2 separate regions of the Homo sapiens genome follow, and region 1 is linked to region 2. Evidence: read pairs that join two places in POLR2A ChIA-PET (ENCODE). Cell type or tissue: PC-3. All regions are shown on one strand. Links, peaks and the distances in the headings refer to the core of each region. The heading gives the core; the rest is flanking DNA.

Evidence for each region. ChIA-PET counts read pairs that join two places held together with the same protein. Peaks named below come from ENCODE experiments on the same cell type or tissue, not always from the same donor. Only the 100,000 strongest peaks of a DNase experiment are listed, where the experiment ranks them.
Region 1: POLR2A ChIA-PET joins it to region 2 with 10 read pairs; 1 of 35 experiments calls an interaction of 5 or more read pairs at or near these places.

What each region holds. Positions count from the first base shown.
Region 1 is chr14:26,851,966-26,860,150 of GRCh38, reverse strand. All of the region lies in intron 1 of LOC124903296 (a long non-coding RNA gene), which reads left to right. Among named protein-coding and RNA genes, the nearest start is that of MIR4307HG, 17 kb to the left of the region's middle. In PC-3, for the core only: no CTCF peak of the experiment used is centred there; a DNase peak (open chromatin) is centred at 4,880.
Region 2 is chr14:27,668,914-27,677,098 of GRCh38, reverse strand. MIR3171HG (MIR3171 host gene) reads left to right here and starts at 3,878. Exons shown (of 3, transcript NR_148992.1): 1 at 3,878-4,070. RefSeq lists an enhancer at 3,250-3,804. In PC-3, for the core only: a CTCF peak has its summit at 4,830; no DNase peak of the experiment used is centred there; H3K4me3 peaks cover 394 bases.

The sequences.
Region 1 (8,185 bases), core at 2,639-6,638, 820 kb after region 2:
CAAGTAAAATACCTGAAACTACACAGAAGCCCTCCACTATGTTACCATGACACTAGTTACAGAAATCCAAGAGTGTTTAAATCCTGCCTCTGGCAATGTTATATATAACATGTGTAAATTGTATTCTCAAGCCTTAAATTGAAAAATTTGCTTCTCTTCAGCTCTTCTTGTGGGCTGAGAAAATAAAAGTCTGCAGGAAAAAAAAGTATGACATGAACAATAAACATAATAGATTTTTGGACTTTCCATCCCTACATTTTATACTCTGAGCTTCCTTTGTGTTGCCAAAGAGAATAGAATTTTCCCAAAGCAATACTGGTAGTTGAGGCAATATTCCACAAATAAAGTTCATTAGAATTAGGAAGGAGCTATTTCCAGTTGACAGTTCACTCAGCTCTATAGCTGTGTTTGCACCCAGTTTAGCCATCATCCGTCACATTTCTGTTCCCTAGAGGTACAACACAGGGAGTTCTTTGTTTCTTAGCAGAGACTTTCCAGATAGCCAACAGAGGAGGTCTCTCAGGGCTTTTCCAAAAGAGACTGGGTAAGGAAGCACAGGCAATTGCAGACCAGAAAAAGGAACAGCAAAAGAGAAAAAGCGCTCTTAGCATAGCACTGGGCTCTTAACAGATATTCAAAAAATATTTAATTAATTTTTAAAAATTCCATATCTCATACATTCTATAATCAGAATCACTGAATTAGGAGTTTTTCATCTCCCTTTGTCCTTAACAATCTGCAAGAAGACATTCAAATTTAGAAACTAGACATACCCACACCCATCTACATGCAAATCAGCATTTGTGTGCAACCCCGGGCATTTGGAAAATGTTAATATTTACAACTACCTGTTTCAATTTAATAGTATAAAGTATTATATTGCAAAGTGTTTTAAAATAAGGGAGCGTGCATATTCATAAATACTCTTTCTTGAATTTTGGACCTGATTTTTGAAAGTAGTATCAGGAGTCCCCTTTCCTTCACACTCCCACAATCTACTTCAAATTTTTCAGGGAAGTCCCTAGAAAACAACAAGGGCATAAAATATAACCATCTTAGAACACAATCCCCCCACTAGGGCAATGAACTTTTTCATCAAAAGAGTGCAGAATCCCAGCACTTTGGGAGGCCGAGGCAGGCGATTCATGAGATCAGGAGATCGAGACCATCCTGGCCAGCATGGTAAAACCCCGTCTCTACTAAAAATACAAACATTAGCCGGGCGTGGTTGCACGTGCTTGTAATCCCAGCTACTTGGGAGGCTGAGGCAGGAGAATTGCTTGAACCCGGAAAGTGGAGGTTGCAGTGAGCTGAGATCACACCACAGCACTCTAGCCTGGTGAAAGTGTGAGACTCCGTCTCAAAAAAACAAACAAACAAACAAACAAAAAAAAAGTGCAGAAGATAAGATTTCCTGTAATGTCCCCACTAGTAACAGAAAAGAAGACAAACTCTGGAATTACATAGCCTTCCCCTTGAGATTTGTCTTGAGGCTAAAGAACCTAGGGGAATGAAAAGGAGATGACATTTACTGAGTGTACATTACAAACAAAACACACTTCATGGCTTATATATTATATATTTAATCTTTGCACTAGTCCTGTGAGGTAGGTGGTAGTTATCCCATCTTACCAATGATGAAACTGACACTCAGAAAGGTTAGGCAACATTTCAAGATTACACCGTTAGTAAAAAGAGGGCTCTGTGTGACTCAGTGGCAGCCTTCGCTGAACTGTGTACTGAAGTAGACTGGCTCTTGAGCAAGAGCCATCTGCTTGGGCTTATTCTGGTTTCTGGGACTTACAAAAAGAGAAACCGAGGTTCTTCTTCAGAACTCTGTCTTGAAAAATCATTTTTTAAATCCATTTCAAAACTATCAATTAAAAAGACAGAACAGAAGGAGGACTTTGAAAGAGAGAAGCCAGAGAAAGGGAAGGGAAAGGAGTCTTTAATTCTCAGGATGCCCGCCCTGGTAAATATAAAGAAAGAAAGAAAAAAAGAAAAAAGAAAAAGGAGCATGAAAACCCCCTTTCTCTCTGAAGGACTCCAGCAGTCAAAACAAAAATGTGGCCTAAAGCTCTAGGACTTCAACAAGGGAAAATTCAAGATGAGCCAGTTTTCTCACTATATTTCTCACTCATATTCACCAGCTGATTGATAATTTAGTGATTATGATATCTAGATTGCTAGAATAAAATAGGACTTAAATGGCTTTAGAAATCAAAGCTATTAGGTTGAGCCATGTGAAAATGTCATCTTTGTCTATCAAAACCGGTTGAATAATGACAATTTAGTGTGGTTCAACCTAACATATTAGGTTGTTAACATCAATCCAAACATAGGAGGAGACCAAAATAATGAGAATTCAAACATAGCAACAACTCTGGATCATGTAAAATACAAGTTTTGACCCACACAATTTCTCTGACCAAAGTTGATAAGCCAGTTTGCAGGTAGAACATTCCCAAAAGACAGTAGTCCAGAGCTCTGAAATATTACTCAGGAAACAGTCTTTTGCCGTTAACAGCAGTTTCACATATGGCAAAGCAAAACACATGTGAACAAAAGTTCTACTTCTCCCATGCCAGGGGCAGTTTTTCAGACTAAAATAGCTGGTCTGTGCTTAACTATTCTCACAGCTATGGCGAAGCTTTAGTTAGGACCTCAGTGTAAATTATATTCAGCCAATAATTGTGTGGAAGTACCAATTTAATTTTCAAAGAACAAGCCTTGAGGTTTAGCATAACTAAGCTTGAATTAACATGTTTGCTACAAGGGCTAGGCAAGCTGCTGGGTACGCTGGCCAATTCCAGTGTACAACCAACCCCCTTAGGTTTTCTACCACATGTTTGAAAGGCCTGTTCTCTATGGCAAAGGCAGAATATATCCTGTAGGCTCCCTATGCAGCAAGAGGCTAAAATAGCATTTAAATTTGATCCTTGGAACCAAGGGGGAAATACAAAGCTGTCCAATTTCAGAAGAGCTGGAATGAAATTCAGCTGATATCACTGTCATGCTTAGGAGAAGGAAAAGGCAGACAAGCCCAAGAGGAGATAGTCACAACAAACAAGAACTCTGGATCTCTGAAATGAGAATCGACTGCCAAGTCCTCTCAGCTAGCAGTGCACAGTGTTGTGAACTCCTGGGGAAACTCAGACTCTCCACAGATGGGCACTTGTGGCATATGTTTTCCCTTCACAGTACACTGTAAACGGATACTTTCCTTTCTGCTTTGCTTCTTTGTCTAAAATTTAAAGAGCACATTTAATTGTGCTAGGCACTTTCCTAGACATTAGGTCTAGATTCCAGATATTGGTGGACTAAGAGGAGAAGACCCCTAAGAAATTGTTTTAGGAAGAACCCATCACTTTGGAAATGGTGAGTGAACAAGAAGTCCAATAGGGAACAATTCTAACAAGGGTAACACACCTCAAGTATACAGAAGTTAGGCAATTAAAGCACCGTTTAGTGAACTAACACGGGTTTAATTTATAAGCATGTAAGTGAATTTAGATGAATATACATTTGTAAGAATGTAAGATTTTTGCTTTCTCGTTAAAGAGGTATACTCTTTAGTGCTAGTCTTCACATTTCTGACTTGTTCATCCCTCCCCACCTAAACTCTTAGATTATTTCCCTTCGCCTTACTTAATTGAAATACTTCCCTTAAGGGAAAAGTATCTACGTATTATCTTAAATGTAACCTGCCATTTTTCACAAGCAGTTTCTTTAGAATGGCCCCATGATTTTTCTGTATGTTATTATGAATTAGAAAACTAAAGCAGAATGGAGAATTGGTTGATAAAGTTAGTGAGTGAAGAAACTTCAAGATTGTATATCAGAGATTCCTAAAATAAATAACATCCCTTTTCCCCATTATGACTGAAATCATACACATTGTAATCTGATTTTTTCAGTATAAATGTTTTCAAAATAAAGGAAGTCACGTGGATAAAACAAAGGCGAAAGTATTCTGATGCCTTCTAGGTTCAGCTCTATCTGTGCCAAGTTGTTCTTTGATAATTCTATTACCAGATTCTCCTACTCAAAGAGGCTTAACTGGAACCTGTATGTGTTATACAATTAAATTATGTGTGACTAAAAAGAAATAAAATGTTTTCCTTTTCTAAAATATAGTTAATAAAAATTGATTTTCCCAATTTTGTCCATACTCACTTTGTAACCAAATGTACTTATTAAGACATGTCTTAGACACTGCAGTGTACATATGAGGTTTTTTATTTTCCAGTAATATACCTTTTTGTCCATCTTTTGTTAAAGCACACAGGTTTCCCTTCAGGAAACTGGACTACATTATGTTTTTACTCCCAATCTTCCCCCTCTCTACATTTAAATCTTTTGCAGTTCTTTCAACAGTAGCAGATTATACTTCCCTACCTCGTTGATTGGCTGTGTTATTTGCTTTGATCAATGAGAGTGTGAGCAGACATGACACGGAAGCTTCACATGTACTTGAACCCGTGCTTCCAGGGTTCTTTAGCCATTGCTATGAACAGAAGATACCCCTGGTGGCACACAGGCCCTAGAATAATGAGAGACATGTGGAGATGAGCTAAAACAACACCTCGCCTGTAGCCAAGCCAGAGTGAGTTCAGCTAAGATCAGCCAAACCCCAGCAAACCCACGGAAATATGAGCAAGCAATAATTGCTTATGGTTCTATGAGGATAATAGTTTGTAGTTCTAGTATTCAATATCATTGGCAGCATATCTGAGTGATAACAGACACAAATTCGTACCCTTATGAATTCTAGTGAGACTTTCAGTAAAGTTTATCTTCTTCCACTAAAAAGAGATGGGCATATGACCAAAGTTAGGTCAGTCTGACTCTCTCTCCTAAGAATTTCAATCAACCTGAGTAACAAAGACAGAAAACAGTTGAAGCTGTTTCATCCCGGAAATTCTGCAGAGATTATGCAATACTTCTTAAAATCCAAATTCCTAAAACAGCCAAGGATCTTGAATTTTCCAAGACTTCAGATTTTTCTTTATTCTATTGAGCTAACACACATTAGTTAAATTCATTCATTTGTTCTTAAGTTAGTGACTAATTTTCTGTTGCTGGTAACTCAAAAACCTTAATGATATAAGGACTTCATTTTTCAATCTCTAAATAAATTCATTGAATAGCAAAATATCTTATCATTATTTGTTTTTTTTTGTTGTTGTTGTTTTTGAGACGGAGTCTCGCTCTGTCGCCCAGGCTGGAGTGCAGTGGCACAATCTCGGCTCACTGCAAGCTCCGCCTCCCAGGTTCACGCCATTCTCCTGCCTCAGCCTCCCGAGTAGCTGGGACCACAGGCGCCCGACACCACGCCCGGCTAATTTTTTGTATTTTTAATAGAGACGGGGTTTCACCGTGTTAGCCAGGATGGTCTCGATCTCCTGACCTCGTGATCAGCCCGCCTCTGCCTCCCAAAGTGCCGGGATTACAGGCGTGAGCCACCGCGCCCGGCCGACATCATTTGTATTTTTCAGGACTGACCAAAATTCACAACGAGAAGGGGGTTGCCTACTACAATGGGAATTTCTCCAGACAAGTTAAAAAAACAAAGGCTTCAACATCAGGTAACTTACATGTATATTTAATTTGACATAAGAAAACGAATAGGGCCTGATGATGACTCTTTTTGTTTTAGAACATTAATAAAAATATTTCCACCAACAAACATTTCATAGGTGTTATTTTATTACAGAAGCTATACATTATAAAATCAAAGAACCCTCTTGAAATGGCATGTAACATGCCAAATATAAATTGAGTCAGAATTATTATAAATGTACTTTAAATAACTCATGAAAATGCAAATATTTATTTTAAATGATGATATAATTCCAGCAATATGATGATCAAAATAATCTGAAAACTCAGCTGCTACCAAACAGCTACAAATGTGGAATAAAATTTTATTGCATATTTTAACTGCATAGCCAATATTTAAATTACACTTGTGAGATATCCTCAGAAACCAAAATTGGAAAAGGAACGAAAAGCAGGGGAGAACTACATGAGCTGATAATTTTGCTGGGGTGGAGTGGGCTACGGTTAATTCCTCTCCTTAACAACTGATCTTGGATTTTAATGCCCAGATGTAGCTAATACTCTGTGTCTGAGAAAGGAACGGATTATTAGTGATAGTCTCCCACAAAGCTGAGACACTCGCCCTCAGTAAAAGGGTAGACACGTGTAGGTAAAGAGGGACTATAAGTAAGCTTATGCTTTTCCCTGAAATTTAGGTGAATAAAGAACTGATCTGAGAATCCAAAATAGTGGTGAACCTAACATGGATTTGAAATTCAAATCAAAATATCAAACTCTATGGTGCTTAAAGTACAAAATTAATATTAAAACAGCACCAGTTTGATTACAATACCTTTAGCACATGGCATTAGCCAATGCAGACACCTAAAATGAACAATACTAACAATAAATAGCAACAGTGATACAATTATAGCAGAGATTTAAAATGCTAAGAAAAAACTAATAACAAAGTTAGCCAATGAATATAAACTTTTAATTAAAAGACTTACTAGAAGAGGACAACTTGCAAATATATTTCATAAAAGACCTATAACCATTAGAGAAATTGAATTGGTCTACACCAGTATTTCTCAACTTTGTTACCATTGATGATTTGGACTAATAATTGTTTGTTTTCAGAAGCTGCCCTATACATTGTGGGATATTGAGCAGTGTATCTGGTCCCTATTCACTAGATGCCTGTAGCAGCCTCACAGTTGTGATAATTTTGTCTCCAATTCTCACGGATGACTGAGGGGTTCAAGACTTCAGTGGAGGAAGTAACAGCAGATGTGGTGGAGATAGCAAGAGAACTGAATTACAAGTGGAGCCTGAAGATGGGACTGAATTGCTGCAATCTAATGGTCAAACATGAATGGATGAAGAGTTGCTTCTTTTGGATGAGCAGTGAAAGTTGCTCCTTGAGAAGGAATCTACTCTTGGTGAAGATGCTGTGAACATTGTTGAAATGACAAGAAAGGATTTAGAGTATTCCATAAACTTAGTTGGTAAATCACCAGCAGGGTTTGAGAGGATTGACTCCAGTTTTGAAAAAAGTTCTACTGTGAGTAAAATGCTTTCAAACAGCATCACATGCTACAGAGAAATCTTTTGTAAAAGGTAGAGTCCATTTACGTGGCAAAATTCATTGTTGTGTTATTTTAAGAAATGACCACAGCCACTCCATCCTTCAGCAATCACTACCCTGATTTGTCAGCAACCATTAACACTGACGTAGGATCCTCCACCAGCAAAAAGATTACAACTTGCCTAAGGCTCAGATGATTATTAGCAATTTTTCGTATGTGCATTGTTTTTTCAGATATGTTATTTCACACTTAGACTATAGTATAGTGTAATCATAACTTTTATATGCACTGGGAATCCAAAAAACTCTTGTAACTCACTTTACTGTGATATTTGGTCTACTGTGGTGGTCTGACCAAACTTGCAGTATCTCTGAGGTGTGCCTGTACAGGTTCTCCAAAACCACAAATTAACAAATAATCTCCTCCTTTAAAAATTTGTCCCTGAGACTCAAGAGAGAATTTATTTTATGCGATGGGCCTTACATTAATGTGAAAATTACATAAGGGCAGAATGAGAAGTAGGTGTGATTTCTTAAAATGGAAGAAAAATTCTTAATATTAGAAAACTGATTCTTTAAACACTTATACACTGCTAGTGGGAATGTAAATTAGTTCAGGCACTACAGAAAGTAGTACGGAGATTTCTCAAAGAACTTAGAACAAAGGTACCATTCAACCAGCAATCCCATTACTGGGTATATACCAAAAGAATATAAGTCGTTCTACCATAAAGACACATGCGCACATATGTTCACTGCAGCACATTCACAATAGCAGAGATATAGACTCAACCAAGATGCCCATCAATGGTGGACTGCATAAAGAAAATATCGTACATATTCACTATGCCATACTATGTACTCTTTTGTAACGTACTCTTTTGTACACTGAAAGAATTAGGTATTTTTTCAAATGTTATTTTAGTTTTGGGGTTACAGGTTGTCAATTGCATGTCATGTAGATGCTATACTATGCAGCCACACAAAAAATGAAATCGTGTCATTTGCAGCAACATAGATGCAGCTGGTGACATCATCCTAAGCAAATTAACGTGA
Region 2 (8,185 bases), core at 1,722-5,721:
TCCTTCTCCTGCCTAATTGCCCTGGCCACAACTTCCAACACTATGTTGAATAGGAGTGGTGAGAGAGGGCATCCCTGTCTTGTGCCAGTTTTCAAAGGGAATGCTTCCAGTTTTTGCCCATTCAGTATGATATTGGCTGTGGGTTTGTCAAAGATAGCTCTTATTATTTTGAAATACGTCCCATCAATACCTAATTTATTGAGAGTTTTTAGCATGAAGGGTTGTTGAATTTTGTCAAAGGCTTTTTCTGCATCTATTGAGATAATCATGTGGTTTTTGTTTTTGGCTCTGTTTATATGCTGGATTACATTTATTGATTTGCGTATATTGAACCAGCCTTGCATCCCAGGGATGAAGCCCACTTGATCATGGTGGATAAGCTTTTTGATGTGCTGCTGGATTCGTTTTGCCAGTATTTTATTGAGGATTTTTGCATCAATGTTCATCAAGGATATTGGTCTAAAATCGTCTTTTTTTGTTGTGTCTCTGCCTGGCTTTGGTATCAGAATGATGCTGGCCTCATAAAATGAGTTAGGGAGGATTCCCTCTTTTTCTGTTGATTGGAATAGTTTCAGAAGGAATGGTACCAGTTCCTCCTTGTACTTCTGGCAGAATTTGGCTGTGAATCCATCTGGTCCTGGACTCTTTTTGGTTGGGAAGCTATTGATTATTGCCACAATTTCAGATCCTGTTATTGGTCTATTCAGAGATTCAACTTCTTCCTGGTTTAGTCTTGGGAGGGTGTATGTGTCGAGGAATGTATCCATTTCTTCTAGATTTTCTAGTTTATTTGCGTAGAGGTGTTTGTAGTATTCTCTGATGGTAGTTTGTATTTCTGTGGGATCGGTGGTGATATCCCCTTTATCATTTTTTATTGTGTCTATTTGATTCTTCTCTCTTTTTTTCTTTATTAGTCTTGCTAGCGGTCTATCAATTTTGTTGATCCTTTCAAAAAACCAGCTCCTGGATTCATTAATTTTTTGAAGGGTTTTTTGTGTCTCTATTTCCTTCAGTTCTGCTCTGATTTTAGTTATGTCTTGCCTTCTGCTAGCTTTTGAATGTGTTTGCTCTTGCTTTTCTAGTTCTTTTAATTGTGATGTTAGGGTGTCAATTTTGGATCTTTCCTGCTTTCTCTTGTGGGCATTTAGTGCTATAAATTTCCCTCTACACACTGCTTTGAATGCATCCCAAGGATTCTGGTATGTTGTGTCTTTGTTCTCGTTGGTTTCAAAGAACATCTTTATTTCTGCCTTCATTTCGTTATGTACCCAGTAGTCATTCAGGAGCAGGTTGTTCAGTTTCCATGTATTTGAGAGGTTTTGAGTGAGATTCTTAATCCTGAGTTCTAGTTTGATTGCACTGTTGTATGAGAGATAGTTTGTTATAATTTCTGTTCTTTTACATTTGCTGAGGAGAGCTTTACTTCCAAGTATGTGGTCAATTTTCGAATAGGTGTGGTGTGGTGCTGAAAAAATGTATATTCTGTTGATTTGGGGTAGAGAGTTCTGTAGATGTCTATTAGGTCTGCTTGGTGCAGAGCTGAGTTCAATTCCTGGGAATCCTTGTTGACTTTCTGTCTCATTGATCTGTCTAATGTTGACAGTGGGGTGTTAAAGTCTCCCATTATTAATGTGTGGGAGTCTAAGTCTCTTTGTAGGTCACTCAGGACTTGCTTTATGAATCTTGGTGCTCCTGTATTGGGTGCATATATACTTAGAATAGTTAGCTCTTCTTGTTGAATTGATCCCTTTACCATTATGTAATGGCCTTCTTTGTCTCTTTTGATCTTTGTTGGTTTACAGTCTGTTTTATCAGAGACTAGGATTGCAACCCCTGCCTTTTTTTGTTTTCCATTTGCTTGGTAGATCTTCCTCCATCCTTTTATTTTGAGCCTATGTCTGTTTCTGCACGTGAGATGGGCTTCCTGAATACAGCACACTGATGGGTCTTGACTCTTTATCCAATTTGCCAGTCTGTGTCTTTTAATTGGAGCATTTAGTCCATTTACACTTAAAGTTAATATTGTTATGTGTGAATTTGATCCTGTCATTATGATGTTAGCTGGTTATTTTGCTCGTTAGTTGATGCAGTTTCTTCCTAGTCTCGATGGTCTTTACATGTTGGCATGATTTTGCAGCGGCTGGTACCGGTTGTTCCTTTCCATATTTAGTGCTTCCTTCAGGAGCTCTTTTAGGGCAGGCCTGGTGGTGACAAAATCTCTCAGCATTTGCTTGTCTGTAAAGTATTTTATTTCTCCTTCGCTTATGAAGCTTAGTTTGGCTGGATATGAAATTCTGGGTTGAAAATTCTTTCCTTTAAGAATGTTGAATATTGGCCCCCACTCTCTTCTGGCTTGTAGGGTTTCTGCCAAGAGATCCGCTGTTAGTCTGATGGGCTTCCCTTTGAGGGTAAGCAGACCTTTCTCTCTGGCTGCCCTTAACATTTTTTCCTTCATTTCTACTTTGGTGAATCTGACAATTATGTGTCTTGGAGTTGCTCTTCTCGAGGAGTATCTTTGTGGCGTTCTCTGTATTTCCTGCATCTGAACGTTGGCTTGCCTTGCTAGATTGGGGAAGTTCTCTGGATAATATCCTGCAGTGTGTTTTCCAACTTGGTTCCATTCTCCCCATCACTTTCAGGTACACCAATCAGACGTAGATTTGGTCTTTTCACATAGTCCCATAGTTCTTGGAGGCTTTGCTCATTTCTGTTCTTTTTTCTCTAAACTTCCCTTCTCGCTTCATTTCATTCATTTCATCTTCCATTGCTGATACCCTTTCTTCCAGTTGATCGCATCGGCTCCTGAGGCTTCTGCATTCTTCACGTAGTTCTCGAGCCTTGGTTTTCAGCTCCATCAGCTCCTTTAAGCACTTCTCTGTGTTGGTTATTCTAGTTATACATTCTTCTAAATTTTTTTCAAAGTTTTCAACTTCTTTGCCTTTGGTTTGAATGTCCTCCCGTAGCTCAGAGTAATTTGATCATCTGAAGCCTTCTTCTCTCAGCTCGTCAAAGTCATTCTCCATCCAGCTTTGTTCCGTTGCTGGTGAGGAACTGCAAACTGCATTCCTTTGGAGGAGGAGAGGCGCTCTGATTTTTAGAGTTTCCAGTTTTTCTGTTCTGTTTTTTCCCCATCTTTGTGGTTTTATCTACTTTTGATCTTTGATGATGGTGATGTACAGATGGGTTTTTGGTGTGGATGTCCTTTCTGTTTGTTAGTTTTCCTTCTAACAGACAGGACCCTCAGCTGCAGGTCTGTTGGAATACCCTGCAGTGTGAGGTGTATCAGTGTGCCCCTGCTGGGGGTGCCTCCCAGTTAGGCTGCTCGGGGGTCAGGGGTCAGGGACCCACTTGAGGAGGCAGTCTGCCCGTTCTCAGATCTCCAGCTGCGTGCTGGGAAAACCAGTGCTCTCTTCAAAGCTGTCAGACAGGGACATTTAAGTCTGCAGAGGTTACTGCTGTCTTTTTGTTTGTCTGTGCCCTGCCCCCAGAGGTGGAGCCTGCAGAGGCAGGCAGGCCTCCTTGAGCTGTGGTGGGCTCCACCCTGTTGGAACTTCCCAGCTGCTTTGTTTACCTAATCAAGCCTGGGCAATGGCGGGCGCCCCTCCCCCAGCCTCGCTGCTGCCTTGCAGTTTGATCTCAGACTGCTGTGCTAGCAATCAGCGAGACTCCGTGGGCGTAGGACCCTCCGAGCCAGGTGCGGGATATAATCTCGTGGTCCGCCGTCTTTTAAGCCCGTCAGAAAAGCGCAGTATTCCGGTGGGAGTGACCCGATTTTCCAGGTGCTGTCCATCACCCCTTTCTTTGACTCGGAAAGGGAACTCCCTGACCCCTTGTGCTTCCGGAGTGAGGCAATACCTCGCCCTGCTTCGGCTCGCGCACGATGCACGCACCCACTGACCTGCGCCCACTGTCTGGCACTCCCTAGTGAGATGAACCTGGTACCTCAGATGGAAATGCAGAAATCACCCGTCTTCTGCGTTGCTCACGCTGGGAGCTGTAGACCAGAGCTGTTCCTATTCGGCCTTCTTGGCTCCTTCCCTGGGCTCTTTTATATTGCTGGCAAAATAGTGGTGAGTGAGGTCATTGCTGTTTGAGTCCATTAACCTCAGTTCTTTTCTATGTGAATTCCTTTGTGGTGTGTTTGTTTTCCTTTTCTTCCTTTTCCTTCACATACATTTTCTCTTATCTTTCTAATCATTTTCTGCTAATGCTTTCATATATATGTTGTAATGCTTCATAGTCTCTCAGAGGTCTCAAAGAATTTCCTCATTTTTAAAAATAATTTTTCTTTCTGGTCTACCAATATGATTATTTCCATTGATCTATATTGAGTTTATTGGTCCTTTCACTTGCCATCAGAAAATTGCTGTTGGGTATACATAGTAAATTTTTAATTTCAGGTAATTTTCATTTCAATGCTCAACCTTTCTTTTGGCCCTATTTCTTAATTTCTATTTTCTGTAGAGAGTCTTTATTTGTTGACTCATTATTGGCATGGTATCTTTATATTTTTTACATATGTTTACTTCAATTATCTGATTATATTTATAATAGTTGCTTGGAAGTCTTTTCTTACTAAATCCAAAATCTAGGCCCACTAAGCTGACAAGTTGTTATCGAATGCTTTTTTATCGTGAGTGTGGGTCACAATTTTCTTCCTCTTTATATGTCACTTATTTTTGGTTTGAAATCAGATTTTTACATAGTATAATGTGACAGCTCTAGGATGTGGTATATTTTATTTTTGAGAAGTTCTTTTGTTTATGTGCTTTCCTAACTTAGCTGGATTTATCACAGTGTTATTTGTTTCCCTGCATTGTTTCCACCAGGTGGCTATCTCTCATCAGATTTTATAATTTCCGTTTACGGTTTTTAGCACGGCTAAAGTCCAGTCTTGTGGTTGCATAGTTTATTGGTCTGCCAAGGTTTTGACAGAGGTTGTGCTCAAATAGTCCAAGCTCTGATGGCTGAGCTATATGTTGTTGAAGGCATTCAAACTTGTAACCAGTTCTTAAGTGTCTCTTGAGTTTCAAATTTTGTTTTGCTCTCTTGGGTCTCCTGAACATATACAGCTATCAGTTAACCAGGGCTTTGGGGATTTCTGAAGACATTCTCATCCGTATGTATTTCTCACTTCTATTTTCTTCCCTTTAGATTTATGGCCAGTCTGCTAATAACTCTAAAAAGACTAATAAACTGCTGTTTTTCTCTATCTGTTTTCCATCTCCCATTCTGAATTGAATCATTCACCTTTAGCAACTACAGATCCCACACCCTCACCACCACATCCTTGAGGCAAGAATCTACTGAGCCTGAGACAGTAGGAATAGGAGGAAATAGGGGAATGGGTATGATGGCCAAAAACTCAACACATTTCTTATACAACACTGTAAGAATTTTTTTTAAGTAAATTCTCACATTTTTAAACTTCATTTATCAATTTTCAGTGCTCTTAATGATTTTCTAGAAAATTGCCTCCCAGATTTTCTTGTTTTCTGCAAAGAGAAATTATATGACCTCCTTCTATTGCCCCACCAGAAGTTAGAGACTTCTAATCAGTTTACCTAACTTAAATTCTTTCTTTTCCTTTTTTCTACTACTTGCTTTGTGGCCTAACATATGTTCTACCCTGGGGTATGTTTCTTGTGCACGAGAGAAAAATGTGTGTACTGCTATTGTTATATGGAGTGGTTTGTATATGTCTGTTAGGTCAAAATAGTCTATAGTGTTGTGGGTACTGATGTCTTCTACTATTATTGTATAAGCGTTTTGTTTTGTTTTTCTCTCTTCGATTCTGTCAATGTTTGCTTTATGCATTTTGGAGTTCTGATGTTGGGTATCTATATCTTTATAATTGTTATGAATTCTTCATGAATTGAGCTTTCTCATTGTATTTTCCCTTTTCAGCCTCTCATAGTAGTTTTTGACTTGGTCTATTTTGTCTGATATTAATAGAGAAGCCCTGCTGTCTTTTAATTACTGTTTATACAGAACAGTTTTCCATCCTTTCATTTTTAACCTATGTCTGTCCTTATATCTAAAGTAGACAGCATATGGTTGGATCACGGTTTTATTTTAATTCATTCTTTCAATTCATATCTTTTGAATTATAAGTCTAATACATTTACATTTAAAGTAATTACTGAAAGGGAAGCACTTAGTTTTGTCAGTTTTTTTGTTCCTTTTTTTGTATGTCATAAATTTTTATTCTCTCTTTACCCTCATTACTGTCTCCCTTTGTGTTTATATTTTTGCAGGAGTATGTTTTGTGTTTTGATTCACTTCTCATTTCCTTTTCTGTATATTCTGTCTATATTTTCTTTATGGTTATTATGGACAGTACCTATAATGTCCTAAAGTTATAATAATTTTAAATTAATATCAACCTAACTTTAGTCACATACAAAACCTCGACTCCTTTTCACCTCTGCTCCTCCATTTTGTCATAGACTTCACAATTTACATCTTTATATACTGTATCCAATTAACATAGATTTAATCTTATTTTTATGCATTTGTGTTTACATAACTATAAAATAAAAACTAGCAAGGCGCAATGGCTCACACCTGTAATCCCAGCACTTTGGAAGGCTGAAGCAAACAGATCACTTGAGATAAAGAGTTCCAGACCAGGCTGGCGAATATGGTGAAACCCCGTCTCTACTAAAGATACAAAAATTATCCAGGCGTGGTTGCAGGAGGCTGTAATCCCAGCTACTTGGGAGGCTGAGGTGGGAGGATTGCTTGAACCCTGGAGATGGAGGTTGCAGTGAGGTGAGATCGTGCCACTGCACTCCAGCCTGGGTGACAAAGACTCCATCTCAAAAAAAAAAAACAAATAAATAAACACAAAAAGCTACAGTAACAAAACAATACAATTGTGTGTATGTGTGTGTATGTGTGTGTGTGAGTGTGAGTATACTTATTTTTTTGTCTGCATACTTAGCTTTACTGAAAAACTTAATATTGCATACAGCTTCAAGTTATTCCCTGGCGTCCACTCATTTTAAATTTAATAACTTCCTTTCTCATTCTTGGAGAGCAGTTCTACTAATAATTAACTCCCTAAATTTTTGTTTCTCTAAGAGTGTCTTAATTTTTCCTTAATTTTGAAAGATAGTTTTGCCAGATGTATGATTCTCCACTAATAGCTATTTTTTTTTTCATCAGTTAAAATGTCACCTCCCTTCTGGTCTATGTGGTTTCTGAGAAATTCACTGGTATGTTTACTGAAAATCTCTTGCATCTAATGAGTTACATTTTCTTTCTGCTTTGAAGATTCGTTCTTTGTCTTTGTCTTTCAAAAGTTTGATTATAATGGATTTCTGTATGGGTCTTTTTGGTTTATCCCACTTGGAATTAATTAACTTCTGAGATTTGTATGTCATACTTTTTTCCTCAAATTTTGGAAGTTTTCAGCTATTAGCTTTAAAAATAATTTATCTTCTCTCTATTCTTCTCTTGATGATCCCATAATGCACTTCTCACAGTGAAACTTCCTGGTTTCCATAAGTCCTTTAGGTTCTGTTCACAGTTTTTCATTGTTATTTTCTGTTCCTCAGACTCAATAAATTTACATGATTTTTTCAAGTTTACTGATTCTTTTATCTGTTCAAATTTTATGTTGCACACCTCCAGTGAATTTTTCAATTCAACTATCATATATTTTGGGTTCCAAATTTCTATTTAGTTTTTTGTATATGATTAACTTGTTTTTGTTAATATTCTCATTTTTGTCCATGAATCATTTCCTGACTTCCTTCACTATTTTTCTCATGTTTCCCTTATCTCTTTGAGTATATTAAAGACAATTATTTTAAAGAGTTTTTCTCGTATGTCCACTGCATGTGTTTTTTCAGACTGGTTATGTGATTATTTTCTTCCTTTAAATGGGCCATGATTTCCATTTCTTTGTATGGCTTATGCTCATTTTTTGAGAATTAGGCATGTTAAGAAACAGCCAGGTTCCCCAGCCTTGACAGTATGGTGTGAAGACCTTTGCTAATTAGCAGTTCTCTGAGCCTTGATAGCAGCCTGGAGCGAAGGACTGCCTGCACGTTGTGCACATACACCCTAAAACTTAAAGTATAATAAAAAAAAAAATTTCGTCTGGTATAATTTTTAGATATGCTTCCTTTCTGAGCCCACGTGTGTGCTTCTTTATTTTTCCCAAAGTTGCCTTTAA